Linked DNA regions of Mus musculus: region 2 is linked to region 1. The links are chromatin loops, found by intact Hi-C in ENCODE. Cell type or tissue: heart. All regions are shown on one strand. Each heading gives the region's core, and the rest is flanking DNA. Links, peaks and the distances in the headings are about the cores only.

Evidence for each region. Peaks named below come from ENCODE experiments on the same cell type or tissue, not always from the same donor. Only the 100,000 strongest peaks of a DNase experiment are listed, where the experiment ranks them.
Region 2: it touches region 1 in a loop (6-fold over the local background); 2 of 42 quality-filtered maps call a loop at or near these places.

The regions. Positions count from the first base shown.
Region 1 is chr7:59,019,077-59,035,093 of GRCm38, forward strand. No RefSeq gene overlaps it. Among named protein-coding and RNA genes, the nearest start is that of Ube3a, 200 kb to the right of the region's middle. In heart, for the core only: no CTCF peak of the experiment used is centred there; no DNase peak of the experiment used is centred there.
Region 2 is chr7:58,742,355-58,758,371 of GRCm38, forward strand. All of the region lies in intron 2 of Atp10a (ATPase, class V, type 10A), which reads left to right. Among named protein-coding and RNA genes, the nearest start is that of Gm39019, 19 kb to the left of the region's middle. In heart, for the core only: no CTCF peak of the experiment used is centred there; a DNase peak (open chromatin) is centred at 7,757.

The DNA of each region.
Region 1 (16,017 bases), core at 3,969-11,968:
ACTCTGCAGGCCCAGGCCCAACCATTGCCACTGTCCTGCTGCCAACCACTGCCACCGCCATTCAGTAGCAGGCGTGCCCAGGCCATTATTGTGTCTCCTAGCAATCTGTACTTTCCAGGCTACACGCCATGGACCCATTCCACCTCCACCTCTTCTCGAGTATGCACATGTTTTCTCTACTTACACATCCTGTCAAGGAAACTTAAGATTTTCATTCCTATCCTGTCTTTAGAGATGATTTGTTTTGTACTGCCATCAAATTATGGTGTGCTCTATTCAGATATGAACAATCGATATAGCCCTCAATCTTGTCAGAAGTTTGCTAATTATTAATATATGATAGACAGAATCTCCTGAAGCCTTTAACAGTTTACTCCCACAAGGTCTCAGAAGATTTGGGCACAGCTTTAAGATTCTGCCTGGATTGTTATATGATGATCACTGATAACCACAGTGGACAAAACTAGATACCCTGAGTCAAATGACTTATCTAAATCAAGGCAAGCCATTTCTCATGCCACACGTATTCACTCCACAGAGAAAAAAACACTGTGTCTTCTGCACTTGGAAGCCAGACTGACTCTGCCCAAGTTACCACAGAGACCACAGGAAGCTGTTGGATAATGGACTCTGTCATTTTATAAATAATATATGACTGCTAATTGTTTATTCCTCCCCAGATTTCTGACTGCATTGATGACTAAGATAACTGTAGCTTAACAGCTAGAAAAAGCTTTTACAGAAATAATCTGTTACTTCTTTACCATTGATTAAATACTTCACCTTTCCTCTTCTTGTTATGTCACTGTGCTAACATTATCTGAGTTCCTAAAGACTGTACATGTTATTAACTCATTTTGTTATGTCTTTTGTAAACTTAGAAGCTACAGGAAACCCACTTAGATCTACCTCTCATGGGCCAAATAGACTCCATCTGCCTAAAGTTTCCACTTACTACCTATTCCAAAGAACGGGATTCCTCTGGGTTTCAAATGCACATATTAAGAAAAATTTTTCTTTCTTCTAAATGTACTTAATCTTTATCTATAATAAATATAAATGTATGTTTCAGAATATTGTCAAGTCCAGGTGCTTACTATATCTAGAACAGCTCCAGAGAAGTAACCTCCAGATGTGCCAATCTCTTCTCACAGACACAGACACAGACACTTCTACTGGATCTGTTACTTCTGACCTTTCCTCAGATGGCTTTACAGACCCTTGACAGCAAGAAATCAGTCAACTCTCCTAAGACTGGACAAACATTCCCCATATCCATTGTTCTAGGTTACCTAGAGACATGTCACCCCCGATGCCAGCATGAAGTAGCCAGATATCATGACAACCCTATTCCTGCTCTACCATCACCCCTTTATAGTTTTTTTCTTTTTTAATTAAACCAAAACTGTGGAATGTTAGCATTCTGTCTAAACTCCACCTCACAGTTACCTGGCAACAGCCAGATAGGCCTGACCAACTATAAAAAGGGCTGCTTACCCCCTCCTCACTCTCTTGCCCTCTTGGTCTCTTGCTCCTCCCTTGCTCTTTCCCTGTTTCCCTTACCTCTTCTTTCCCAGTTATCCCCCCCCCCCAGCCATGAGCTCATGACCAGCCTCTCCTCCTCCTCCTCCTCCTCCTCCTCCTCCTTCTTCTTCCCCCCCCCCCCTCTCTCTCTCTCTCTCTCTCTCTCTCTCTCCCTCTACTACCCTCTTAACTTCACTCCCCATGCCCTGAATAAACTCTATTTTATACTATACCATCATGTGGATGGTCCCTCGGGGGAAGGGATGCCTTAGCATGGGTTTGGCTAGGCACCCCCTTCCCCCATACTGTACAATGCCTCCATAAAAAATATTCCCCCTCTATCTTTTAATAAACACATCACCTGGCACCTTGAATTCTCTCACAATAGTGGGCTATAATTGGAAATTGTGAGCAAAGTTTCCCTTACAAAAGAAACTAAGATAATATCAAATCAAGAGGTTCAAGAACTGGTCATTTTTATTAACTAGAAAGGGCCATATGAAAAAGAAATCTGTCGAAATGATTTCAATGATGAATGTCCTGTTGAAGTAAACTCAAGATAAAAAGAATTAAAATTGGAAACAGTATCTATGCTATCAAAGAATTCTATACTCAAGTAGTCTGCTCCCATGAAGTCATTAAAGAAATTATTCTACAGAAGACCAAGGAGAAAGAAGTGGGTCTTTTTTATCTACAACCAATGGTATCTACACTCTCCTAAATGTCTGTACATGCATCACAAAGGCCAGTGCTCCTTTCATTGGTGCTGCTATGAATTAATTATAGGTAGATGGAAGTAATGACTTCAAAATATTTATCTCATTTACTGTCAATATAAATGCTCATGAGGAAGATACATGCAAAATAATTTTTAAAGTAGAGAATGTTTAAACTATCACAATGTAGGTATTAGAAACAATGCCCTGGACCATCTTGCGCAAGAACTCAGTGGGGGGTCCCAAAGTCCCCAGAGGACTCTCCATACTGCAGGCATCCTAGCACACCCAGGATCTTGAGATCACTGGTGAGTGGAATGCAACATCAGTTCCAAAAAACCTGGAGGATCTTGTGCCAGCAGGAACTGGGACAAAGGAAACCCTCCAAACCAGAAGCTGGGATTTGTTCTTGTGGTTCCAGCCCCACCTACAATTTCCAAATAGACTAGACCAGAAAAGAAATTCCTTTCAACACATAATAATCAGAACAACAAATGCACTAAATAAAGACAGAATATTAAAAGCAACAAGGGAAAAAGATCAAGTAACATATAAAGGCAGACCTATTAGAATTAAACCAGACTTCTCACCAGAGACTATGAAAGGCAGAAGATCCTGGACAGATGTTATACAGACCCTAAGAGAACACAAATGCCAGCCCAGGCTACTATACCCAGCAAAACTCTCAATTACCATGGATGGAGAAACCAAAGTATTCCATGACAAAACAAAATTCACACAATATCTTTCATGAATCCAGCCCTTCAAAGGATAATGAAGGGAAAACACTCACAAAAAGATGGAAACTACACCTTAGAAAAATCAAAAAAGTAATTCTTTAAAAAAAAAAAACTAAAAGAAGACAGCTACAAGAATAGACTCCCAACTCTAACAACAAAAATGACAGGAAGAAAAATTACTTTTCCTTAATATCTCTTAATATCAATGGACTCAATTCCCCAATAAAAAGATATAGGCTAACAGACTGGCTACTTAAACAGGACCCAACATTTTGCTGCATACAGGAAACCTACTTCAGTGACAAAGACAGACAATATCTCAGAGTAAAAGGTTGGAAAACAATTTTCCAAGAAAAAGGTCCCAAGAAACAAGCTGGAGTAGTCATTCTAATATCGAACAAAATTGACTTCCAATCCAAACTTATCAAAAAAGACAAGGAGGGGCACTTCATACTTATCAAGTTAAAATCTACCAAGATGAACTCTCAATTCTGAATATCTATGCTCCAAATGCAAGGGCAGCCACATTCATTAAGGAAACTTTAGTAAGCTCAAAGCACACATTGCACCTCACACAATAATAGTGGGAGACGTCAACACACCACTTTCATCAATGGACAGATCATGGAAACAGAAACTAAACAGGGACACAGTGAAACTAACAGAAGTTATTTAAAAAATGGATTTAACAGATATCTACAGAACATTTTATCCTAAAACAAAAGGATATAGCTGCTTCTCAGAACCTCATGGTACCTTCTCCAAAACTGACCATATAACCGGTCACAAAACAGGCCTCAACAGATACAAAAATATAGAAATTATCCTATGCTAGGGGAAATATGTCCTGCTTGGCTGGCCAAAGGGGATTTATATTTGGAAAGGAAGGTATCAAAATATCACTCTTTGCAGATAATATGATAGTATATATAAGTGACCCTAAAATTTTCACCAGAGGACTCTTAAACCTGATAAATAGTTTCAGTGCTGTAGCTGGATATAAAATAACTCAAACTAATCAGTGGCCTTTCTCTACACAAAGGATAAACAGGATGAGAAAGAAATAGGAAAACAACACACTTCACAATAGTTACAAATAATATAAAATAGCTTGGTGTAACTCTAACTAAAGAAGTGAAAGATCTGTATGATAAGAACTTCAAGTCTCTGATGAAAGAAATCAAATTAAATCTCAGAAGATGGAAAGATCTCCCATGCTCATGGACTGGCAGAATTAATATAGGAAAAATGGCCATCTTGCCCAAAGCAATCTACAGATTCAATGCAATCCCCATCAAAATTCCAACTCAATTCTTCACTGAATTAGAAAGGGCAATTTGCAAACTCATCTGGAATAACAAAAAACCTAGGATAGCAAAAACTATTCTCAACAATAAAAGAACTTCTGGGGAAATCACCATGCCTGACATCAAGCTGTACTACAGAGCAATTGTGATAAAAAAAAAAAAAAAAAAAAAAAACACAAAAAACTGCATGGTACTTGTATAGTGACTGATAGGTAGATCAATGGAATAGAATTGAAGGCCCAGAAATGAACCCACACAGCTATGGTCACCTGATCTTTGACAAGGGAGCTAAAACCATCCAGTGGAAAAAAGACAGCATTTCTAACAAATGGTGCTGGCTTAACTGGCAGTGATCATGTAGAAGAATGCAAATTCATCCATTCTTATCTCCTTGTACAAAGCTTAAGTTTAAGTGGATGAAGGAACTCCATGGGACACTAAAACTTATAGAGGAGAAAGTGGAGAAAAGCCTCAAAGATATGAGCCCAGGAAAAAATTCCTGAACAGAACAGCAATGGCTTTGGCTGTAAGATCGAGAATCCACAAATGGGACCTCATAAAACTGCTAAGTTTCTGTAAGGAAAAGACACTGTCAATAAGACAAAAAGGCCACCAACAGACTGGGAAAAGGTTTTTACCAATCCTAAATCAGATAGGGGACTAATATCCAATGTATAAAAGAGCTCAAGAAGCTGGACTCCAGAAAATCAAACAACCCCATTAAAAAAATGGGTTATAGGGCTAAGCAAAGAATTCTCAACTGAGGAATACCGAATGGCTGGGAAGCATCTGGAAACATGTTCAACATCCTTAATCATCAGGGAAACGCAAATCAAAAGAACCCTGAGATTCCACCTCACACCAGTCAAAAGGGCTAAGATCAAAATTTCAGGTGACAGAAGATGTTTTGAGGTTGTGTTGAAAGAGGAACACTCCTCCATTGCTGGTGGGATTGCAAGCTTGTACACACTCTGGAAATCAGTCTGGAGGTTCCTCAAAAAATTGGACATAGTACTACCAGAATATCCAGAAATACCACTCCTGGGCATATACCCAGAAGATGTTATAACTGGTAATAAGATCACATGCTCCACAATGTTCATATCAGCCTTATTTATAATAGCCAGAAATTGGAAAGAACCCAGATGTCCCTCAACAGAGGAATGGACACAGAAAATGTGGTACATTTACACAGTGGAGTACTACTCAGCTATTAAAAACAAAGAATTTATGAAATTCTTAAGGAAATGAATGGATCTGGAGGATATCATCCTGTGTGGGGTAACCCAATCACAAACGAACTCACATGATATGCACTGACTGATAAGTGGATGTTAGCCCAGAAACTTAGACTGCCCAAGATACAATTTGCAAAACACATGAAACTCAAGAAGAAGGAAGACCAAAGTGTAGTCACTTCGATCCTCCTTAGAATGGGGGAACAAAATACCCATGGAAGGAGTTACAGAGACAAAGTTTGGAGCTGAGACAGAAGGAAGGACCATGCAGAGACTGCCCCATCTGGGGATCCATACCATAATCAACCACCAAACACTGACACTATTGCATATACCAGGAAAATTGTGCTGACATGACCCTGATATAGCTGTCTCTTGTGAGGCTATGCCAGTTCCTGGCAAATATAGAAGTGGATGCTCACAGTCATCTATTGGATGGAACACAGGGTCCCCAATGGAGGAGCTAGAGAATGTACCCAAGGAGATGAAGAGCTCTGCAATCCTATAGGAAGAACAGCAATATGAACTAACAGATCTCATGTTTCTAGCTGCATATGTAGCAGAAGATTGCCTAGTTGGCCATCATTGGGAGGAGAAGCCCTTTGTCTTGCAAGAATTATATGCCCCAGTACAGGGGAATGCCTGGGCCAGGAAGCAGGAGTGTGTGGGTTGGGGAACAGAGCAGTAGGAGTGTATATGGAACTTTTGGGATAGTATTTGAAATGTAAATGAAGACCATACCTAATAAAAAATTGTTAAAAATAAACCAAAGCAAATTTTCAGTACTGGTGATTACATTGTAAATGGCAGTCTGGACTCAGCTCAGATTGGATTCTGACTTGGTGAACATTGGGATTGCTAGCAAATCAATTAAAGTTTACATTCAGTGTTCCTCAGAAACTTTATGAAGTTGATATCTATTTGTCAGGAAAAGCCCTTACTTCCCTTATATGCAACTACAGTCAACTACTTCCACAATGAGGTATCTAGTTTTTTATTAACTTAGCCAAGCTCATAGCAAATCATACTCCCCAGGCTATCTCCCAGGCTATCCTTGTTCACTGGCCCACCTCCCACTACTCTGACTCCCAGGATGCTCCAGCTCGCAGGATCCTTCCCACCATAATCTGTCTCTTTAAAACTGGCAAGGTTCTTCCCACTTTTTGACTATTCTCTCTGCCTGCCTCCAAAACATAGCCCTGGAAATTTGAATTTCCTAAATAAACTCTGAGTTCAGTAGTTTCACTGTGCCCTCACAGTGTGGTAGGGAGAAGACACTGGAACTGTTTGAACTCCATGTTTTTAATTGAGTAAAATACGTATTTCTTGTCAACAAAATCTAGGAAACAGTAGAAAAGAGTAATGATGATCTATATATACTCAAGCTCACAACTAAAAATGATGGTGTCCCTTTATTTGTTCCTTTCATTAATTATGTTACATTGATTTCTGAATTAAACAGATAATCTACTGATTTAAGAGGAGATCTTATCAAGAGATTCCATCAATAATAAGCATCACATTTTCAAAAGAGTTTAACTGCAAATTTTAATTTAAAAGTAGATTTGGGGAGAGAACACATTACCAGCAATGAAGGGCATCTGTACCCTGTGAACTCTTAACAAAGAATGGATGCCACAGGATGAGATGTTTATCATGTTCAGGAACTGGTTGTCAGATCTTTGGTGTTTTGCTAGGCCTAGAGTAAGACATCTGCTCACCTTGACTTAACCTGTTCTATTTTTGTTGTTTGAGACTATACAGTCTGGTACCTAAATAGAAAATACTGTGCTTTTCTTTCCAGTGATGGAGCTGATGGATTTTCTTTAAAATAGTCTTAATGGGATTTCTTTTTAATGCCCTCCCTAGTATATTCTGCATACTCAGATAGGATATGCAAGGGATAGTAACACAAATATAGACTTGAGTTATCAGATTCAGCCTTGGCTTTGCCGGCTGACTACATATGTTGAACTATTTTCTGCAGGGAAATAAAAGCAAGAGGAGTGAGGTGCTCATGACCACCCACTTTCTAAAGGCCTCACTTTTGTTGACTATATTGATGCTAACAGCATGGTTAATTTAGGGAATTTGGTATAATGCAGAGGATGGGAAACTAATTGGCCAATATGTGAGCAAAACGCCTACGGTCAGTGCTTTTCTAATAGCAGGAAGAAAGAAAAGAAATCAAAAGAAAAATCTAAGGGTTTCAGGCTTTTTTTAAATAAGAGAGACAAACGAACATCAGTGGTAGCACCATGGACAGTATTTTACAACAAGAGTCAATGAGATGAGAACACCACAATACTTTAAGCAATTCCAGGGAAATAGGCTTGGTAGCTATGGGGTAGTGAAGTTCACCAGCTCTCAGGCAAAAAAGAGATGTACCTTAAAGGCGCTAAATGCAGCTACTCCTGCATACTGAGAACCTACTGAGTTTGTACAGACTGAATCTTTAAATCTGGCCTAAGGCTTTCCCTGGGATGCCAGCCCATGCTACATAAGAACTGCAGGTTTCTTTTATTCTTACTCCAAGATAGTAAGAATATTTTCAAACTTAAGAAAAGAGTGACTAGTGGGGAGGCACTTAGCCTACAAACAAATAGGATGAAATAGGTTTATCTGTCATGCCCATTCTTTCCCTTTGAGAGAATGGTTTTCAAATACCTTACTAAAACAAGAGTATCTGTATCACATCTGAAATGTGAAATTAATGTATTTTAAAGACCTACTTAAAATTCTGTATCCATATAAAAATGTAAATAGAAGAGATTCTTCTTTTCTGTCAAGCAACACAGGCCTTATTATTCCTTGCTATCTAACTACAGCTAATTGAGAGGACCTTCATTTATTTCTGAAAGTTCAGGGATGATGAAAAATCACTGAGAAGCACCCGGAACACAGATTAGTAGGGAACAGACTATTAATAGATCTTTTGTATAGCTTCCTGCCTCTGAAAAATGCAAATATGTGCCTCACCCTTGAGTCACAGCTGGCTGATGATTTCATTCATCTACGCTGACTGTACCCAGCAATATACTAGACACTGACATTGCCTAGCAACAGCAATACAAGGAACTAGCTAGGAAACAAGGACATGATGTCAGAAAAAGGATGGGATGTGCTTAGTCACACAGACCACTTCCATTTTTCTGTCTTTGCCTGTGAGGTTCCTTGACTGCACTATAAATCTGATTCTATAAGGTCTACAACCCTCTGCTTCTCAGTGATTTTTTCATCATAGGAGAGTCTCCCACCTAGCCATGGGAGAATCTATTCTCTCAGTCAACTTCTACTAATTTTTACTATCCCATTCATATGTTGTACAGTTCATGCATTTTATTTTTACTTCTTTTCCCTCACATTTCCTGTCTTACATATTATTGGAAAGTTTTCTTTCTTCTCATGTGGCTCCAATTTGTTTAGAAACTGTACATGCTACTAATGTTCTCTGGAAGGTTACTGTTAAATGTTTAATATTGTTGGGAGTTAATCGATCTTGCCATTCTCAGCCACTAGCTTATAGGATTTTCAGAGTGTGTATTTCTTATTTTTTATATTGACACTTCTTAGTGTTTTACTTTTAACCCCTTACACCTACTCAGACCTTCTATTAATGCCATTATTTATAAATTAATACTGTGAAAACAAATTCCAGAAAAGGAGCTGTGCTATGCTACGAACCAAAACTCTTGGAAGGAATCTATATCTGGAGAGACTGACAGAACAATTGGAATTTCAGTGCTGTGTAGAAGGAATTTCACGGGTTCAGAGGCTAGTTACCTGGCCTGGGCTGTTTTAGGCCTTCTGGCACAGGGATTCACTGGCCCACTCTGTATTGGAACTAGCATCTTGTGGTAATTAATAAAAAACGAACTTTTTATAATCTATTAAATTAGAACACTAGCTTATTTTCTCCAATCCAAAAGCTAAGAATGTAAGCAAATAGCATCTTCCATCTACAGAATAGTGCCTGCCACTCTGATGTACCCACCAATATATTTTAAATTTGCCTTCATTTATGATTTTTTTGTTCTGTAAACATAAGAACCTCATGAAACTTCCTCCATGTTGGAACATAGAATTTAGGGTAATGTGAATCTGTGTGCTTGAGCTGTGATCACTCAAAATGGTTCTAAAATAAACTCTTTTTTATTTTATTTTATTTTTCTATTAATTTTTTTAATTAGGTATTTTCTTCACTTACATTTCCAGTGCTATCCCAAAAGTCCCCCATACCCTCCTACCCTACTCCCCTACCCACTCACTCCCACTTCTTGGCCCTGGCGTTCCCATATACTGAGGCATATAAAGTTTGCACGACCAATGGGCCTCTCTTTCCACTGATGGCCAACTAGGCCATCTTCTGATACATATGTAGCTAGAGACACCAGCTCCGGGGGGTACTGGTTAGTTCATATTGTTGTTCCACCTATAGAGTTGCAGATCCCCCCAGCTCCATGGGTACTTTCTCTAGCTCCTCCATTGGGGGACCCATAGCTAACTGTGAGTATTCACTTCTGTGTTTGCTAGGCCCCGGCATAGTCTCAAAAGAGACAGCTATATCTGGGTCCTTTCAGCAAAATCTTACTAGTGTATGCAATGGTGTCAGCGTTTGGAGGCTGATTATGGGATGGATCCCCGGATATGGCAGTCTCTAGATGGTCCGTCCTTTTCATTTCACCTCCAAACTCTGTCCCTATAACTCCTTCCATGAGTGTTTCATTCCCAATTTTAAGAAGGGGCAAAGTGTCCACACTTTGGTCTTCGTTCTTCTTCAGTTTCATGAGTTTCACAAATTGAATCTTATATCTAGGGAATTCTAAGTATCTGGGCTAGTATCCACTTATCAGTGAATACATATCACGTGAGTTCTTTTGTGATTGGATTACCTCACTCAGGATGATGCCCTCCAGGTCCATCCATTTGGCTAGGAATTTCATAAATTCATTCTTTTTAATAGCTGAGTAGTACTAAATTGTGTAAATGTACCACATTTTCTGTATCCATTCCTCTGTTGAGGGATATCTGGGTTCTTTCCAGCTTCTGGCTATTATAAATAAAGCTGCTATGAACATAGTGGAGCATGTGTCCTTCTTACCGGTTGGAACATCTTCTGGACATATGCCCAGGAGAGGTATTGCCGGATCCTCCAGTAGTACTATGTCCATATTTCTGAGGAACTGCCAGACTAATGTCCAGAGTGGTTGTACAAGCTTTCAATCCCACCAACAGTGGAGGAGTGTTCCTCTTTCTCCACATCCTCACCAGCATCTGCTGTCACCTGAATTTTTTATCTTAGCCATTCTGACTGTTGTGAGGTGGAATCTCAGGGTTGTTTTGATTTGCATTTCCCTGATGATTAAGGATGCTGAACATTTTTTCAGGTGCTTCTCAGCCTTTCATTATTCCTCAGGTCCGAATTCTTTGTTAAGTTCTGCTACCCATTTTTTAATGGGGTTATTTGATTTTCTGGAGTCCACCTTCTTGAGTTCTTTATAGATATTGGATATTAGTTCCCAATTTGATTTAGGATAGGTAAAGATCCTTTCCCAATCTATTGGTGGCCTTTTTGTCTTATTGACGGTGTCTTTTGTCTTACAGAAGCTTTGCAATTTTATGAGGTCCCATTTATCGATTCTCGATCATACAGCACAAGCCATTGCTGTTCTATTCAGGAATTTTTTCCCCTCTGCCCATGTCTTCCAGGCTTTTCCCCACTTTTTCCTCTATAAGTTTGACTGTCTCTGGTTTTATGTGGAGTTCCTTGATTCCCTTAGATTTGGCCTTAGTACACGGAGATAGGAATGGATCAATTCGCATTCTTCTACATAACTGCCAGTTGTGCCAGCACCATTTGTTGAAAATGCTGTCTTTTTGCACTGGATGGTTTTAGCTCCCTTGTCAAAGATCAAGTGACCATAGGTATGTGAGTTCATTTCTGGGTCTTCAGTTCTATTCCATTGGTCTACTTGTCTGTTGCTATACCAGTATCATGCAGTTTTTATCACAATTGCTCCGTAGTACAGCTTTAGGCCAGGCATGGTGATTCCACCAGAGGTTCTTTTATCCTTGAGAAGAGTTTTGCTATTCTAGGTTTTTTGTTGTTCCAAATGAATTTGCAGATTGCCCTTTCTAATTCATTGAAGAATTAAGTTGGAATTTTGATGGGGTTTGCATTGAATATGTAGATTGCTTTTTACAAGATAGCCATTTTTACTATATTGATCCTGCCAATCCATGAGCATGGGAGATCTTTAAATCTTCTGAGAGCTTCTTTAATTTCTTTCTTCAGAGACTTGAAGTTCTTATCATACAGATCTTTCACTACCTTAGTTAGAGTCACGCCAAAGTATTTTATATTATTTGTGACTATTGAGAAGGGTGTTGTTTCCCTAACTTCTATCTCAGCCTTTATCCTTTGTGTACAGAAAGGCCATTGACTTGTTTGAGTTAATTTTATATCCAGCCACTTCACTGAAGCTGTTTATCAGGCTTAGTAGTTCTCTGGTGGAATTTTTAGGGTAACTTATATATACTATCATATCATCTTCAAAAAGTGATATTTTGACTTCTTCCTTTACAATTTGTATTCCCTTGATCTCCTTTTCTTTTCGAATTGCTTTGGCTAGGACTTCAAGTACAATGTTGAATAGGTAGGGAGAAAGTGGGCAGCCTTGTCTAGTCCCTGATTTTAGTGGGAATGCTTCCAGCTTCTTACCATTTACTTTGATGTTGGCTACTGGTTTGCTGTAGATTGCTTTTATCATATTTATGTATGGGCCTTGAATTCCTGATCTTTCCAAGAATTTTATCATGAATGGGTGTTGGATTTTGTCAAAAACTTCCTCCACATCTAAAGAGATGATCATGTGGTTTTTCTCTTTGAGTTTGTTTATATAATGGATTACATTGATGGATTTCTGTATATTAAACCATCCCTCCAACCCTGGAATGAAACCTACTTGGTCAGGATGGATGATAGTTTTGATGTGTTCTTGGATTCTGTTATCGAGAATTTTATTGAGTATATTTTCATCGATATTCATAAGGGAAATTGGTCTGAAGTTCTCGATCTTTGTTGGGTCTTTCTGCGGTTTAGGTATCAGATTAATTGTGGCTTCAAAGAGTAAATTGGGTAGAGTACCTTCTGCTTCTATTTTTGAAATAGTTTGTGAAGAACTGGGATTAGATCTTCTTTGAAGGTCTTATAGAACTCTGCACTAAACCCATCTGGTCCTGGGCTTTATTTGGTTGTGAGACTATTAATGACTGCTTGTATTTCTTTAGGGGATATAGGACTGTTTAGATAATTAACCTGATCCTGGTTTAACTTTAATACCTGGTATCTGTCTAGAAATTTGTCCATTTCATCCAGGTTCTCCAGTTTTGTTGAGTATAGCCTTTTGTAGAAGGATCTGATGGTGTTTTGGATTTCTTCAGGATCTCTAGTTATGTCTCCCTTTTCATTTCTGATTTTGTTAATTAAGATTCTGTCCCTGTGTCCTCTAGTGAGTCTGGTAAAGGGTTTATCTGTGGGAAGCCGTTGCAGAGTGGCAGTTACAGAGTGGCAGTTACAGAGTGGCAGTTACAGAGTGGCAGTTACAGAGTGGCAGTTGCAGAGTGGCAGATGGTTACAGCTGGCCACCACACATACATAGCCAGTAAAGGTTCTTTTGCCAAGGTGAGGTTTTGAGAATTGACAAAAGTTAACCAATCAGATGAGAGACAAGTTAACCAATCAGATGAGAGACAAGTTAACCAATCAGATTGGAGACAAGTTAACCAATCAGATGAGAGAGAACGCCTGTCCTAGGCCTATAAAAGCAGCACCAGTTCTGGGCTCGAGGTCTTTTCGCCTCTACAATCAAGCTCTCCCAATAAACGTGTGCAGAAGGATCCTGTTGCAGCGTCATTCTTCCTGGCCAGTCGAGCGCACGCAAGATTTATCTACATGTTGATTTTCTCAAAGAACCAGCTCCTTATTTGTTTGATTCTTTGAATATTCTTCTTGTTTCCACTTGGTTGATTTCACCCCTGAGTTTGATTATTTCCAGCTATCCACTCCTCTTGAGTGCATTTGTTTCCTTTTGTTCTAGAGCTTTTAGGCGTCTTGTCAAGCTGCTTGTCTGTGCTCTCTCTGATTTCTTTTTTGAGGCACTCAAAGCTATGAGTTTTCCTCTTAGAAATGCTTTCATTGGGTCCCATAAGTTTGGGTATGTTGTGGCTTCATTTTCATTAAACTCTAAAATGTTTTTCGTTTCTTTCTTTTTTCCTTCCTTGACCAAGGTATCATTGAGAAGCGTGTTGTTCAGTTTCCACGTGAATGTTGGTTTTCTATTAGTTATGCTGTTATTGAAGATCAGCCTTATTCCATGGTGATCTGATAGGATATATGGGACAATTTCAATATTTGTATATGTGCTCAGGCCTATTTTGTGACCAATTATATGGTCAGTTTTGGAGACAGTACCATGAGGTGGTGAGAAGAAGCTATATCCTTTTGTCCTATTTTATAATATCCTATTATCCTATTTTAGGATAAAATGTTCTGTAGATATCTGTCAGATCCATTTGTTTCATTACTTCTGTTAGTTTCACTGTGTCCCTGTTTAGTTTCTGTTTCCATGATCTGTCCATTGATGAAAGTGATGTGTTGAAGTCTCCCACTATTATTGTTTGAGGTGCAATGTGTGCTTTGAGTTTTACTAAAGTTTCTTTAATGAATGTGGCTGCCTTTGCATTTGGAGCATAGATATTCAGAATTGAGAGTTCCTCTTGGAAGATTTTTACCTTTGATGAGAATGAAGTGTCCCTCCTTGTCTTTTTTGATAACTTTGGGTTGGAAGTCGATTTTATTCGATAGTAGAATGGTTACTCCAGCTTGTTTCTTCAGACCATTTGCTTGGAAAATTGTTTTCCAGCCTTTCACTCTGAGGTAGTGTCTGTCTTTTCCCCTGAGATGGGTTTCCTGTAAGCAGCAGAATGTTGGGTCCTGTTTATGTAGCCAGTCTGTTAGTCTCTGTCTTTTTATTGGGGAATTGAGTCCATTGATATTAATAGATATTAAGGAAAAGTAATTGTTGCTTCCTATTATTTTTGTTGTTAAGAGTTGGCATTCTGTTCTTGTGGCTGTCTTCTTTTAGGTTTGTTGAAGGATTACCTTCTTGCTTTTTCTAGGGCGTGGTTTCTGTCCTTGTATTAGGTTTTTTCTGTTTTTATCCTTTGAAGGGCTGGATTCGTGGAAACATAATGTGTGTATTTGGTTTTGTCATGGAATACTTTGGTTTCTCCATCTATGGTAATTGAAAGTTTGGCTGGGTATAGTAGCCTTGGCTTGCATTTGTGTTCTCTTAGTGTCTGTATATCATCTGTCCAGGATCTTTTGGCTTTCATAGTCTCTGGTGAAAAGTCTGGTGTAATTCTGATAAGCCTGCCTTTATATGCTACTTTACCCTTTTCCCTTACTGCTTTTAATATTCTCTCCTTATTTAGTGCATTTGCTATTCTGATTATTATGCGCCGGGAGGAATTTCTTTTCTGGTCCAGTCTATTTGGAGTTCTGTAGGCTTCTTGTATGTTCAGGGGCATCTCTTTCTTCAGGTTTGGGAAGTTTTCTTCTATAATTTTGTCGAAGATATTTGCTGGCCCTTTAAGTTGGAAATCTTCATTTTCATCTACTTCTATTATCCTTAGGTTTGGTCTTCTCATTGTGTCCTGGATTTCCTGGATGTTTTGAGTTAGGATTTTTTTGCATTTTTTATTTTCTTTGATTGTTGTGCTGATTTTCTTTATGGAATCTTCTGCACCTGAGATTCTCTCTTCCATCTATTGTATTCTGTTGATGATTCTCACATCTATGGTTCCAGATTTCTTTCCTAGGTTTTCTATCTCCAGCGTTGCCTCACTTTGGGTTTTCTTTATTGTGTCTTCTTCCCTTTTTAGGTCTTGTATGGTTTTGTTCATTTCCATCACCTTTTTGGATGTGTTTTCCTGTTTTTCTATAAGGATTTGTAAGTCTTTAGTAGTGTTCTCCTGTATTTCTTTAAGTGAGTTATTAAAGTCCTTCTTGATGTCCTCTACCATCAGTATGATATATGCTTTTAAATCCGGGTCTAGCTTAAGTTGTGTTGTGGTGCCCAGGACTGGTTGAGGTGGGAGTGCTGTGTTCTGATAATGGTAAGTGGTCTTGGTTTCTGTTAGTAAGATTCTTACGTTTACCTTTTGCCATCTTATAATCTCTGGAGTTAGTTGTTATAGTTGTCTCTGGTTTGAGTTTGTTCCTCTCGTGATTCTGTAAGCCTCTATCAGCAGACCTGGGAGACTAGCTCTCTCCTCTGAGTTTCAGTGGTCAGAGCACTCTCTGCAGGCAAGCTCTCCTCTTACAGGGAAGGTGCACAGATACCTGGTGTTTGGACCTCCCTCCTGGCAGAAGATGAAGGCCTGAAACAGGACCTGTTGCAGAAGCTGTGTTGCTTCTGTAGTCCACACT
Region 2 (16,017 bases), core at 4,059-12,058, 280 kb before region 1:
GGGATGGACACGGACTGACTCCTTAGCTAACTCCAAAGAACTTAATCATTTCATGTCTTTTATTCTTCAACTTCTGAACTCTTCTAAACCCCTCTTATTTCTCAAGCAGCAACTGTGACACTTTGTAGCTTCATCATGTTTCCTATAAACAAGTCAGATGTAAGTGGGATGCTTAAGATTCAAAGTTGGTATGATGGGTAATCTTTTTAATTTGATGGGCTAGGGAATCTCCATGGAAACAAATCTTTGAGATGTCTGTGAGGGATTATGTGGTTCACTGAAGTGAGAGACCCAGCTTAGCTGTGGGTAATACCATCCCTGGCCTGGGATTCTGGACTGACTAGAAAGGAGACAGCAAGCCCAGCACAAGCATCCCTCATGCTCCACTTCCTGACTCTGGATGTCGTGTGTGTGTGACTAAGCTGCTTCATGTATCTGCTGCCATGATGGCCATGACTGCCATGGTAGACTGTATCTGTAGAAGGGCAGAGATAAACCCTCAAGCTGCTGTCTGTCATGTGCCTGTCACAGCAGGAAAAGTAACTAATACAGAAGGTTGTTCTCTATCACCCTCTAGGGAGACTTGAGGAAGCAAATAGAACTGAGTCATAATCTAGTCAAATTAGGTCACACTAACAATTTAGGGAACTCTGACTTCTTATTAATGGTTTCTTGGACAGCAGCAAAATTCTTCAAGATGTATACACATTTTGGTTTTCATATTGATGTATTTTTTTCATTTTCATGATTAATATTGACATACTATAATTCTGAAATTTATGTATTTATTTCCTTTATTGAAAGTAAAAAGCCATAAGTCTTTGGTTCTAAATGTCCAACAACTGACAAGACAAGTGTCTCATAGCAGCATTACAATGCAAGTTCTCTGTATTTAAGTGTTTGTTTTTGCTTGCTTGTTTCTTTTGTTTTTAAGCCATAGAAAGATGAAGAATGAACCCAATCTTGATTTATATAAGAGTCACAGAAATATTTTACCCATTTGATAGATAGTAAATTGGAAGGAGTAGACTGCAGGAAAACTTAAATTAGAAGGGATTTTTATGTCTGTATTTCTTTAATAACCAATGACCTTGCCATTTCCACAGGGGAGGAGTGTGTCATCAGAGTCCAGTCAGGAGACAAGTCACACATGATTGCACCAGAGAAAGTCTATCAAGGACTTTTATGTGTTCTTGTGGTGGTAGTAATGGAGCACAGGATGCCTGTCTCACTGGCCAGGTATTCTGCTGTTGAAGCGAAAACTGCAGTGCCACACAGGAAGCAAATGTAATCTGGGATAAGGCTGATGGGTAGAGGAGTGGCTGTTGCAAGCATCAGGTCTAAGACAAAACACAGCCTTCTCTACTCAGGGCACTTCCATAGCCTATGGTGGTGGGGAGGGCTAATGAGGAACTGTAATTTTGGAACTCACTGGAAATGTACCACAGAGGATCATAGAGAGCTGCCAAGCTTGGATACCACGGGACCCTCTGATCACTGGCCACTGGGGAGGCTACACTATGTGTTCTTGAGGTGGACAGCCCTGGCAGCTGCAGTGAGCCATAATCAAGACAGGCAGATGCTTTCTAGACATTTGTGCCACGGAGCCCTAGCCTTTGAGCCTAGCTCAGAGAAGTTTTTCAGTTTTATTATCCTGAAATAAATCATGGAGAAAGTGACTAGTGACTTGAAGTGGCCCAAACAATGTCTTTCTCCACTTCCCCTACTCCTGAAACTTGGATTTAGTCATTTACTCCTCCACCTCCCACCAGTGCCCTCTACTGACAATGTAGAATTTAGCATCTCTCTTACACTGTCATTCATGTAAGATGAAGTGTTCATCTGTTGAGAGACTAACAAAGAGGTCTACCCGCTGATGCTTCTGTTAGGGCCTAATACTGGAGAAAGTAGCCATCTTCAGCAGTCAAGGATGTTTCTAGAAAGAGGACCTTGAACATAATCTGAATGTTAGAAGGAATATTAAGACACTAGCTCTCTGTGGCAGTCACACAGACCTACACACACCCTGAAGTGGAAATGTGTTTGTTCAGTGACGATGACTGAATAAAACTGAACATGGTCGAGGGGCTATAGAATGGGTAGGAGGTGATGGTCATGCCCCACTCAGACCTAATATATGGGTGAGGGTCCAGACTGGGCAGATGGCTCCATCATCAAGCTCTGTCAAAGGAAACTTAAGAGTTTTTGACTTAAAGAGAAATGTTTCATTTAAAACTTGGAATTTAATGATAGCATCCAAGAATTCAGAAAGGAATTCCAGTGTGAAAAATTACATTCCTATTTGCGCATCACATTTGTTATGGTCTCTTATAATGCCTTTGCCGTTGAGATCCAGTAAACACTATTTTTAAAATTTTTCATGCTCTAAAACAATGAATTCTATGAAATAATGATCATCTCATTGTGTTACCAGTGTGAAATAAATAAGGCAAATGCAGATACTCTACCTACCATATTTAAAACTGCTGGTCCAGGTGGAGCTGGAACAAGCAGGTACTGTCTGAACCATCAGGGAGGGGTCAGAAGCATTCAGGATTTCTCTGGGTTTTCCAACCATTCACACAGACCTGCAGGCCTAGCCTGAAGCTGTGTCAATTCCACTGAAGCCCAGGGAAGAAGTTCTAGCTCACCAGTAATAGTTGTATGCACAGCTCTGCAGAATAAGGTATTCTCTAAGCATTACAAGTCATATACAACTTTGCAGATGTTAACACAATTCAACAAATATTTATAGAGCATCTGTTAAGCATCAAAGGTGCATTAATCAAAACTAGAAGCATTTTCTTCTGGCATTCGTATTATCTATGTAAGGAAGTGAATGGGGTGGAAGGTGGAAATAAAACAGAAGTAGAGTCATGAAACTTGGGGGTGGGGGTGGGGGTGGGTTGGAATTTCAGATGATGGTGGGAAGAGGAGGGCAGGCCAGTCCAGAGGCTGCCTCTGTTGGAGAAGAGCCCTCTATGAGTGGTTTCTTTGTCAGTTGATTTACTAAAGCTATGTGTTCTGATGGTTTTTCTTAAGTGGATCTGCTGTCCCACTTGATAATAAGTTTCTGTTTATAAGTGGGTGTGATTGTATATGTTTTTACGTGTGTCTGTACACAAGAATGTGTGTACAGAAGTATGCACAAATATTTGCAGTACTTTTGTATTGTAGTATTAGAGAAGAGATCTGGTTATGTAGCTCAGGTTAACTTCAGGCTTGTGACCTTCCTGCGTTAGCTTCATTAAATGCTGAAATTACAGGCATGTGTTAGCACACCTGACTTGTATTACTTTTAAATTTACAGAATGGTAAATAATCTTTTCTGCACCGATAACGTGTTCTAGAAACAGTGGGTCTCTCAGATAATGATCTGAGGAACAGGGCCTGCAGTCTTGTCGTTGACACGCCTGCGGATGCAGGCTGTAGGTCAGTGTGCTCAGATTCTCCATCCACTGCAGAGTGGACTTAAGAACACTCTGCTCTTTGTTGAAGGGGCCCTTTCTGCTGTCATCTGTCTCTCAGTTGTTTTGTGAGCAAAGTGTCCTATGGGCAGAAACTTCTCCATGCCCATAGAACATAGCTGGGACCAGCTCACTGCATTTTACTTATAGCCATTGTTTCTGAGGTCTACAGGTGTACCTCTGCATTTCTCCACATGGTTTGTTTAGTTTGCATGTGGCCTCCAAGAGAAAAGCTATGTTTCAGTTCTCACTGTGGTGAGAGCGTGTCTTGGAGTGTCACCCATCCACAGGTAGATAGAGGAGGTGGAAGCTGTGAGATGGGGATGCAAAGCAGACCTTACAAGGCATGAAATTGACTTCAAGAAAAGCTGTCACCTACGCAGGTGTGGATGGAATTGTGCTATCTGACAGGATCAATCTGGGATTCAATAGTGAGATGAATTCAGAGCCTTCCACTTTATTTATGCTAATGAATGACTCATGTGCTGCAGAGTGACTTAAGGGCCCCTTGAGAATCTTAACTAATCTGAGACTGGGACAAATCTAAACTTCTCTAGCCCGTCAGATTCAGTAAAGCAATTTTTAGTCACTCATACTAAAGTGTATGTGTCAGAATGCCTTACTCCCCACTGTTCCTCACCTACTAAAGGCCAAGAAATGTGGGTGTCACTGACTGATGAGAAGTGGCCTCCCCTAAGCTCCAAAGTCAGTTACATGGAAATATCAGAGGAAAGGTTCATAGGTCTGGAATTGGCCCAGAGCCCTTTAAAGATATTCTCTCTGTGTCTTTGTCTTTGTCTCTGTCTCTGTCTCTCTATCTCTGTCTGTCTCTCCATCTCCGTCTCCGTCTCTGTCTCTGTCTCTCTCCTTCACTAGTGGACACTTAGGGTGTATGAAGCCCTGAGATCAACAACCAGTAATTCAATATGCTTCCCACTTCCACTCCAAAGATTCAACTAAGTGAAAATGTCGAATTTAAACTTTGTCTTCGAGTTAAAAGAACAAATAGTTCTTGTTTACCTGGCGTGACTGACTTTCATCAGTGGCACCTGTCATGGGCTGAAAGTAAGCTTTTCATTGTGTGGAGAGAAAGGCTAACTTAGGTCAACTTCAAAGGCTTACACATCTACGTTTGTTTTGGACAAAACATCAAATGGTTGGTTGGTTTGCTCATCCGGCCTTTATCAAGTACGAGGAGCCTTGACCACCAAGCAGGAAATTCTCCAGAGTAGACTCTGAAGCCTGTGTTTTTTCCTTGGCTCAGGAGATCCTATGTACTGTGGACTGTTGTCATTTCCCTTAGAAAGGCTGGAACGGGATTTTTCAGGGTCAGAGTCTAAGACTGTTAAAGCATCAGAAATCAAAGCCCCCCCCCCCCTTTTGGTGGAGGGGGTGGGAAAGAGAATCTGGAGTTCTCGCTCATCCTCAGCCCCATAGTGAATTTGAGGCTAGCCTGGGCTCCTTGTCTTTCACTGAAACACATGATTAAGATAACCAAATAGGCTTATTTGATTTATCATTTAGGAGGAGTCAGTTCATGAGCTATTGGTTGAGTAGATGCAGTAGGAGCACAGACTGAACAAACTCACTCACACATGGCCAGAAAGAGAAGAGGGAGAGGAAGGGGTCAGTGGTCCCATTGTTCCCCAGTGACTTCTCCCAACTGGCCCAATGTCTTATAGATTCTATCAGGTTCCAATGGCATCACTGTAACATCTAGGGGATACGTACAGTCTACACTGTGACATTTTCTGATAAAGTGGCAAGATACCTTCACCCTTTAGCAGTGCCAGCTATACTCCCTTCACCCACTGGGTGCTGCACCCTTTCCCAGGTGTGCACTGACATTTTAATTTTTTACTTATACTGAAAATACAATACATTTCATACAATATATCCAGATTATGGCTTTACTTCCGCCTACGTCTCCCAGTTCCTCCCTATCTTTCCTCCCACCCAGACTCAGACCCTCGCAGATCCTTGGTAGAAAACAAACAAGCATATAAAGAACAATAACAAAATACAATAAGCTAAAACAAAGCAAACCAGTAGGGATAGCACAAAACGGGGGAAAAAAGACCCAAAGAAAAAGCACAAGAGGATGCAGAGGCACAGGTTTGCATACACGCAATCCCATGGAGACATAAAGTGGGAAGCCAAAACTATATATGCAAAGGACCTATAAAGGTTTTTTTGTTGTTGTTGTTGTTGGTTATTTTATTTTATTTTTTAAAAAGATGCTCTGACTCAACATTATGAGACAAAGACCCTCCCCAAATGCCACTGAACTCATTTTTGTTGGCTGTCTACTTCTGAGCATGGGGCCTGCCCTTAAGAGTGTTTTGTTTCTTCAGTGAGACTCCCTTTGAGAAAAACTAATTTTTTTCAAATAGTTGGAGATAGATTTTGGGTCAGTAATGTGTACATTTCTCTTTTCAGCTCTGGGAGCCCACCTGGTGCGGACCCATGCAGGCCCTGTGCACGCTGCCGCAGTCTCTGAGTTTTTATGCGCATCTCTTGTGCTGTGCTTGGAAGGCCATATTTCCTTGTTCTCCATTCACTTTGGCTCACACACTTTCCACCTCCTCTTCCACCAAGTTCCATGAGCCTTGAGATTTGTTGTTGAGGGATTTGTTGGAGGCATCCCATTTATTGTGGAGGATTTCAAGGTCTCTTATTCTCTGCATATTTTCTGGCTCTGGGTTTCTGTATTCATTCCCATTTGCTAAAGGAGAAAGCGTCTCTGATGGCTGAGCAAGGCACTGATCTTACTCATAGATTCCCATGGGACTCTATTAACCAGCAACTCAATTAGATGTAGCCAAGTCCAGACTGGGAACTTTCTTTGGTAATGAGACATGTTCAGTTGGACTCTCTCCCGCCTATTATTTGGTGATATCATTTAAATCTCCATTATATATTTATATACAGTAGGAAGCTTCTACTATATTAGGATTCTCTATGAGCCCTCACATGGCCCTTAGTTTTAGCATCCCTCTCTGTATTTCCTCTCTTGCTCTCTCTTTCCTCCTTCCCCCATTTGATCTTCCCATTTCACTCCCCCATCTACAAGTCCATCCTTAACTATCTATTCTTATTCCTAGGAAGATACAGCCTTCCTCTCTACCTCCTTACTCTGTACCTAGCCTCAGTGATTATATGGTTTGTAATTTATCAATGACTTAACAACTAGCATCCACATATAGGAGGATGCATACTATATTTGTCTTTCTGGGTCTAGGTTAGCTCACTCAGGATGATTTTTCTAGTAACATGTATTTACCCATGAATTTCATGATTTCATTTTTAAACAGTGAGTGTAATAGTCCCTTGTGTAAATGTATCTCATTTTCTTTATCCTTTCATCTATTGATGGACATCTAGTTTTCTTCTAGTTTCTAGCTATTATGAGGAGAGCCACAAAAAAACAAAACAAAACAAAAAGTTAAAAAAAAAAAAAAAACAAAAACCAAAAGGAAACCATGGTTGAGCAAGTGTTTTTTGCAACAGAATGAAAGTTCCTTTGAGTATATACTCAAGAGTAGTATGGCTGGATCTTGAGGTAAACCCTTTCCCAGCTTCCAGAGGAACCTCCAGCCTGAGTTCCCTAGTTGCTGTACAAGTTTGGATGAATACTCTCCTTACTCTACATTGCTGCCTGCATGACTTGCTATTTCTTATATTGATCTTGGCCATTCTGTCTGATGTGAGATGAAATCTCAAAAGTGTTTTGATTTACACTTCCCTGATGACCAACGATGTTAACCATTTCTTTAAGGGTTTCTCAGTCATTTGAATTTCTCCTTTTGAGATTTCTGTTTAGATCTATACACTATTTTTAAATTTGGTTGTTTTCTTGATGTTCAGGTTTTTTTTTTTTTGAGTTCTTTATATATTTTGGATATTGATCCTCTGTAGAAGGTGGAGTTGGTAAAAAATGTGTAGCCTGTACCTTTGAATGGTGGTGTCCTTTGGTGTACGTAGCTTTTTAGTTTCACTAACACATTAACTGTTGATCTGAGTACATATGCGAATGGAATTCTGTTCAGGAAGTCTTTTCTTGTGCTAATGACTTCAAGACTATTGTACATTTTGGTCCTCTGGAACCTAAGTGCTGCCAACTCTTTCAACATAGACTAAGCAACATAGAAACTCACCCGTTAAGTCTTAACAGAAAATGTCCAGCGGAATGGAGGAGAAAGGCAGCTTGTGTCTTGCCAAGAGAAAGTGATGCCTCATATGAAGGTATGAATGATACTCTTGGCTCATATCCCAGCTTCTAGACCGCAGGGCCCAGCACTGCTCAGTCATCTCTGCTCATTTTCACTTTCGGTCTGGAGGAGCTAGGAGTAGAGACACCTGCTGACGTGTTTCAGCTGCCAGATCTAAGGGTTTTTACAGCTCTAGTTATGGGCAGCATAGCTGAGGTCTCCTACACACATATTTTAGACTACTAAAATCAAGAATTACACATTCTGGAACTTAAACCTGAATTTATTTTCTCAGTCCTGGAGACTGGACGTTAGGGGTCAAGGTAGGGTTGGCTAGGGCTTGGTAGGGTTGGCTCCATCTGAGCTGCTCTCTTCAGTTTGTGGGTAGCCATTTCTTTAGTCTTCACTGGTTCTTTCCTCTGTGACCTCATCTCCTGTCTTTATAAGGAGACAGTCACAATGGGTCAGGGCCTACTCTAACACTCCATTTTAACTCACATCTTCAAAGGCTTGTTCCATGTATACAGTCATATTTGGTAGTTCTGCATAGGACTTTGAAAGAGGCACAATTCAACCATCAGTGTATTTTCAGAGGGAACTTTACTCCATGTGCAGTGTCAGTCACATTGGTCATCTCCATGAGCTCATTCAAGCTCACTCTGCTCCCAGAGGTGGAAAGTGCCTTTTCTTGATGAATTTCCGGCCGGAAAAATCAGCAATAGTAGAAGAGAACCTTGGCTCAGTAATATATGGCTCCATTCTTCCAGAAAGCTGACTGTCTGTGTATTAATGTGCTAATTACTAAAATCTGGGAATGACAGGGCATCATAAGGAGCCAGAATCTGTGATGGAACAATATTCAGAACTTGTGCTACATGGATTTATTTGTTTGTTTGTTTTTAGAGATGTGTTAAATGTCAAGCTATTAGTTGCCAAGACAGAAGAATCTTTTTCCTCAAGTTTTTTGTTTTTTTTTTTTCTTTTTTTTTTTTTTCTGTAGAAATAGTGAAAGAACACCTTTCAACCCCTGGCTAGAATATACTTTTTATTATAGGATTTCCTTGAGGGAAGACTAATTTCCACTGGAAGAGATATCTTGTGTTTCCCAAGTTGGTGTTTGTTTTACATTACAAAAAGAGCCGGGCCTTGGTTTGCTTTGTTCCCACAGTTAATGAAAAAATAGCAAGCACAGATCTGCTGAGAGTCCGTTTAGAAGCCTGACCTTGTGTTGGAGGTGGGCAGGGTGCTGCTGGACTGGAGGAGTGGGGCACATCTATGGCTTGGGCCCCTGCTTTTCTGCCGCATTATAAGCCTGTATTTCTAAGACTGCATCTGTGAAATAACTGCATCAGAAAGCATGAGCACTGTTTTAAGCAAAGGGAACAATTTTCCTCTGATTGCACTGTCCACCCAATGTCCTCAGTTAACTGTGGCACGAGCACTGGGAAAGGTTTAGTTCTGACCTCTCTCCACTCTCCTGGGCTGGGTCTTGACTGACAGCGTTTTATTAGTGGTCTAGTCACTTCCCGATCAAGCTCAGTCCTGCCTCTGAAGTCTCTCTGACCCTGTGTGTTCAGGTACACGTTCCCTGAAATGGTGGCCACTGTTTACCTGTACACACGAGCTACTGCTAGTGCAATCAGAACGTGATCCTCACCAGGACCCAGCAGGCTTATTGAGTCCATGTAGCAGGACTCAATGAGCCTGCTCTTGCTCCTTCGCCTGCTTGCTGCGTGAGACTGAGTATCTGCTAGACTTCCATTCACAGCTGCGACTGAACCATTGTTGGGAATTGGGCTGCCAACTGTAAGTCATCAATAAATTCCTTTACTATTTAGAGACTATCCATAAATTCTGTGACTCTAGAGAAACCTGACTAATACAGAGTAATAGTAGAATAGACCTTTTGACCCACTATTGTGAGGTAGGTCATGTCCTAAGATTTCCCTGGGTTCTAAAGGGTCCATGCTTGAAGCACTGTGTGGTTGCTTCTTTGTCTTCCGAGCGAGGATCTAGGTTTAGAGAGGTCTCACTTTTTAGTCACACAGCAAGCCCAGCATTGAGGCTCCAGAGACTGTCTACCTCATGTGCCTTCTGCTTCCTACCTGCGTTATTTCATACACACACACACACGCTGTGTCTGGCCTGTCCTGCAGTTTGAACACAAAAGCTTGGCTCCTTCCGTTGCCTTCCCAAGCTGCTACATTACGCTGTGTAGTCTCAGTCTCTGCAGTCCATGCTTTGCAGCAGCAGCTGCCAGGATGTCATTCCTAAATAATAGCTCTGACCTTGGAACTCTGGCTCAAGAATTTCACTAGAAAGACACACTTTGAGCTCTCTGGTGAAATAGAGGAATGGATCCCTAGACCAGAGCAAATGGCAGGTTATTTGATTACCGTGCACAAAGAAAACAGCCTAAGGAGAACCTATGCGTGCCGAGAATCCAGGAAGAGCAAAATGTCTATGCATATACATATCTTTACACACAATACTACACTATGGGGCTCACTTAGGGGCCGTTGGTTTGAAAGGGAGTCTGCACTAAATTGGAATATTGACAAAACCCTTGCTAGATTATTTCTGAAATACTTTTCTTTGGTTGATGCATTGTGACTTGATGCCTCACTAAGTGACAGCTCTGATCCCCAACCTAGCTGTTCTCCTAGTGGTTTGGCAGAGGCATTGTGACCCTTTGCAGTTAAGCACACAGAGTGAGCTCCAGGATTGCAGGATAATGAATGGAGCCTGAGCTCCAGGAGTCTGCTTCCGTGACAGATGTGGAAGCTGGGCTTCCTTCCTAACACACATGGGACGGGGTCCATAAGGAGACCTTTTGAGGTTGAAGGGGATTGGATGGTTGAGGTGCTCCATATGACCTGTGCACAGCACAATACATATTCAGGAAAGGTAAATGTAGCTGTCATTTGGACAGAGTAGGATGAGAAGTAGCTGCTCTGCTATAGAAAGACCTATAGTGTACGAGAGCCCACACTGAACAATGGTATGCATTGGGGCTCTTCAGACTTTATGGTGATGTGGCTGTGGTTTGGAGAAAGCGATGGCCCCTGCTGTGCATTTTATTCCCCCCTTTCGTCTCTCTTGCTAGCCTGAGAAGTTGACAGAGCAGGGCTGGTGTGGGGGGAGAGTGGGAGGAGGATAGGAGCATCTAGAAGTAGGCTAAAGTGGCCCATGTCTACATATAGCTCTAAAAGGTTTCTTCCCTCTCTCAGATTCTTGAGCACTTTAGAAGGTAGTCCTGTAGTAGACACTGAAAAAACAAAAATCAAAGGCCAAACTCTTTTTGCTTGAGGTAAGAAACCTGAGTTGTTAGGCAGAATGGAATCAGACCAAAGCCTTCTTATAATGCTGAGACCAAAACATCAAAAAACTAGAGGCCTTGAGCTCCTGGCCTACACTTACACCACAGAGATGTTTTGTAGAATGTTTGGATCTTAAGTGCTTAGCACTGGACACCCAACACTCTCCTTCTTGGCTGTCAGAAGAAAACCTGTGGTTCTAAGAGTAGAGGAACTGGGCCAGTGGACTAGATACCCGCTGTTGGAGCCCTGTCCCTTGTATTGTGCATTTAAGGCCACGCCTTCTGTGGCTTGGGGCTGCCTGTCTTTCTGCCTCTTCCTGTTGGCTCACTGGAAAAGCATGGAAAGAAGGCATTGATAGAACCTAAGGAGGAGCCTGGCTGGATGACATTTGACCTTAGGTGAGCTGGTATAGCAGCCATTGTAAGCTGTGAGATCTGTCTCCTGCACCAGTTAGGTTTTGATCCAGAGAAGTGATTTAATCTCTCTGGGCTTCTGTTTTAATACATGCAAAATGGGGCTCTCATGTTTGTGTCACTCACCCTCAACACAATATTAGTGGGCATTAAGCACTCCTGTCATGGAAACATCATTTTACAAAGGAACTGCCCACTGGCTGTCACCATGAGAGAAAACTTGAACTTGCAGGTGAAGTAACAGAGGGAAAAAAAAAGATCTACCCTATCAGTGAACATCACCATCTGTGCAGGCAGGTTTTGCTCCTGTGACAAAGGGACTCCTCAGCCCAAGAAGAAAAAGCAGACTCCTACAAGTCTAGGTATTAGATGAGACCTGGCCAGGCCTGTGGATCCTTGCTCAGTAGGACTTTTGAGCAGGAGATGGTTGAATCACACTGGATGCTCCCTTGCTTAGTAATCCACTAGTATCTTGGCTCCTGTGCATAGCTCAGGACAGCATCTTTGCAGTGAGGGTCATGTTGACAGATGTGGTTTCCATGTTTATTGCCTCATTTTCTAGACACTACTGAAATAGCCACCCCTCTGTTCTTGCCTTCCAATTCCTTCCATAATTCACTAAGACACTTTTGTTTAAAACACACACTCTCAGACTATACTTTACAAAACAAAGTGCTTTTGAAAAGCTTTCTTTCAACCTACGCTTTAAAAGCTTTCTATACAAGTGTCTTTAGGGATGCTTTGTTCATGCTGTTTATTAATTGATCCATGTAGGAAGAACCTCGTGCTATGCAACTGTATTCTTTGAAGCACAAGGAGCCTGTTTGCTGGGGTGAACGATCTTAGAACGGATGCTGCAGGACTAGCTCTAGTTGTGTTGCTGTATCCTAGTCACAAACCTGCAGCCAGAATTCTGTCCAGTTTCCTTGGGGAGGACAGACACACATAGCAACTGTGTTTAACTTGGCCACTCACTCAAACTTACTCATGCAGTCAACCCTCACATGCGTGCCATTGGTGTCCAGTGGTGTTTTTCTTGGCTACAGTATGAGAAGTTAAAGGGGAAAAGGTGTTTTGAAACTCCAGTTGAGGGCTCTGGTGGGAGGACCATTCTGCCAGAGATGCCTTTAGAGGCCCACTATCATCTTGGTAGACCTCCCACCCTAACCCTAAATGTAGTGGGAGTGGAAAAGGGTAGAATGATACACTGCTTAGGGGCAATGGAGCTGGGCAGTAGGTGGGGCTGAGTGAAGCCTGGCTATAACATGGTTATAACATAGCTTTGAGGTTTTGGTCAAATCAGTTCTCACCCAGATTCATGGACATGGTAGGACCACAAGATCTCTTGAGTCCCCCTCTGCCCTCTTCCACTATGTAGTACATTTTTTTTGAAAAAATTGCAAAGACCTTGCAATGGATGCTATCAATTAGGAACAAAGAGAATGAGTGTGCACCTGTGCCCCAGTTATCACAGCCTTCCAACCTCTGTGATCACTGTGTGCTTACCATCTGACTCTAAATTTGCCCTTAGCAGCTGGCAGGTGTGAGGTTGTGAGTGGCTCTGTTTTACAAAGGCAATCAACACACAAGAATATAAGGTTCACTTGTGAGAGAGATGCAGCCAAAGGCATGCTCTTTCTGCACACTACATTCATAGGTCCAGCTTCCTCAGGAAAGAAGAGACTCAGCACTAAAGGGTGAAGATTTCAGTTGAACCCTGGTTTGTTATTGCAATATAATGATTTTATTCCATCCTTCTGTAGGAAGGCTATGGGGCTGATCAGGATTTCTTGTTTTACGACTACTGCACCAAAATACTCTGGCAAAAGAAACTTAAGGGAGAACCATATTTAGCTCATAGTTCCAAGTTAAGAACCCGTCATGGCAGGGAGGTCACATTAGGTCTGTAGTCAGAAGAAGAAATCAGTGCATATATACATATTAGTGCTCAGGTTGTTTTCTATATTCTATAATCACCCAGGATTATAGAACTGCCTGTGGAATGGTGCCACTCACAGTGGGCATGTCTTTCCACCTCAATTAATTAAGATAATTCCCCTTAGACATGGTCAGAGTCCCATGTTTCTCTAGTGGACAGTTTACCCTAACTAACACAGCTATCTACCTTGGGACTGGTTGGAGCTCTTGGTGCTACTGCAATGTTGTAAATGACTGTGAGAGAAAAGAGTGAAAACTTTTTCCAGGAGAAAGGGCCTGGATGGTATCAACTGCTGTCACACAGTAAGGGCTTTGGTGGCACTCAAAGTAAGGGTTGGATTTTTGCCAGTTCGAACATCTTATCAGATCCTCTGTCAGTGAAGGAAGACCCAAGTACCTCTGTCTGCAGAATTTTCTCTGTGTCCTAGTTAGCTCCACCATGCATGTTCTGCTCTCTCTGTTCCACATGGACTGGACCTTCCTCATGAGCCTTGTCTTCCCTGTAACCCTTACTTGGGGGCTCTCCCTGTCATCCTGTTGTCAGTGCTCACCCCACAGAAGGATTTCAGTGTGTGTTCCACCTCACAGCCAAGGAAGGTGGTTTAACTGTCAGGGGACCAGTGCATGAGAGACCTGGGCTTTCAGTTGGATTTGTCTGGCTGTTTTGTCCTTTGTCCTCACAGTTAATCAGTGGTTTCCAGTCTTTCCTGTCATGTATCTCAACCTGAAAAAGGCTTGAGTGTTTATTTCCTTATAAATTAGATTATGCATGTTAGGTTGAAATGTTTTGCAATTTTCTGTTATTCTTGGGATCTAATCCTGGTCTTTATACGTGAGAGACAAACTGTCCATGCACGCTCAACCTCCATTAGTAGGTCAGAATACTAGTATTCAGCTTGAGAATTCCTAGTCAAAAATCTAAAATTCTCCAGAACCTAAGTGTTTTTGATGATATCACTGACATAATGATATCATGTTTTATAAAATTTTGTTTCATGAACAAAATTATTTTTTTTAAAAAATTATAAAAGTGCTTCAGACTATAACTTATATATAAAATGTAATGAATTTTGTTTTTAGATTTGGGCATGCCCTCAAGATATATCATAATGTATATGTAAGTATCCCAAAATAAAAAAGAAATCACAACTGAAAAAAATCTCTGGCCCTAAACACTTATAATTTGCCATATTTTATGTCCATCATGAAGGTGAAAAGGGAGAAAGATTTAAGGATAAGGTTTAAAATAAGTGTCAACAGAGGCCTACCCCTTGTTGCTTCTCCCTGATAATTGAGCTGCCACTAGCTGTATATATATACCCTTTGCAGGTCCTTGGATGGATGTGCAGGTAATAGTTTCCACTAGTCACACATTACTAGAGCCTACTCTTACATGTGTATGACCAAGGAGGCTGGACAATCAGAATTCCAGTGCTAAGACTCTGGACAAAATAGACCTTACATTTGAGTACAGTAGGACTCTTCGAACTTAAACTCTAACTCCCTTTCCTGTGCTTTAGTTTCTTATGTTTTTTTTTTTTCTTGCTTTGGTCTACATGTCTTGGTGGAGTTCATGTGATTGATGGCTGTAGGTTTGACAGGAGGGCTCCCCATTAGCTCTATGTTCAGCAGTACTCAAGCACCCCTTGTCTGTCTTGTGAGGATCAAGGCAGGACCACTCTCGTCCCATAGACAGTGAATGGATGTCTGGGAAGCATTGAGAGTGTAGGCTGAGTAGACTTGCTATCTGATTCTGGTCCCCTTGTAGCACAAAGAGGGTTCCTTCCATTTGTTCATTTTAATCCTCACAAGGGTTAGGAATTTCGCAAGAATGCCTGTGGCTGGCCAATTGAGCACTGTTTTAATCATCTTGTGCAGGAAAAGTTACTGAAGCCTGTTTGGCTCAAGTGCTGATCTTAGCAGTGTGTTTTCTGTAGGTGTGAGTGAAAGATGAGAGTGGCTGAAGGGTACATCAGCACCAGACAGCAGGGTTCTTCCACTTCCCAATGGGACACTGAAGGGAATGAGAGAGATAAGTAAGAGAAAGGAATGGTGACAGAGAGGGAATTAAAGTCTTGTTTGTCCCTAAGTGGGGCCAGTTACGTGGTCTATGTGGCCCAGTTGCCTTGTATGTCTACATCAGTTAAACAATATTGCCTGTGCTGTCCTCAGAATCAGAGACAGATTAAGGTACAGTTTGTCATAGCTGAATATCTTTCCTGAAAGTTCTACTGAAAACCTGCTCAACTTAATATGCTGGTGGTGTTTGGAGGTGAGGTCTCAGGGATGTAATCAGAATTAAATCCGGTCATAAAATAGAGCTTCCATATGATGTTTGTGGCATTATAAGAATAAGAAGATTGTCTTGGAACATTATGCCTCCTAGTATACTATGAAGGAACAAGGAGGTTCTTACTAGATGTGGGTTCTATGATGTTGGACTTTCCAGTTTCCTACCATGTCCCATGTTTTGCTATAGTAATTGAAAGGGACATAGCTTTTGTTCAGTGTAAAATTAGTACAGTTGTGAGTAGTTAGTTGTGAGTAGTTTGTTCTAAGGTCCTAGTGGGAAACAAGCAGAGGAAGATGAGGAGTTTATATGACTTGAGTGGGGGAGGGTTTGAGTCAATGAAAGGCAGATTGGAGCAACTCTTATAAAGAAGAACAT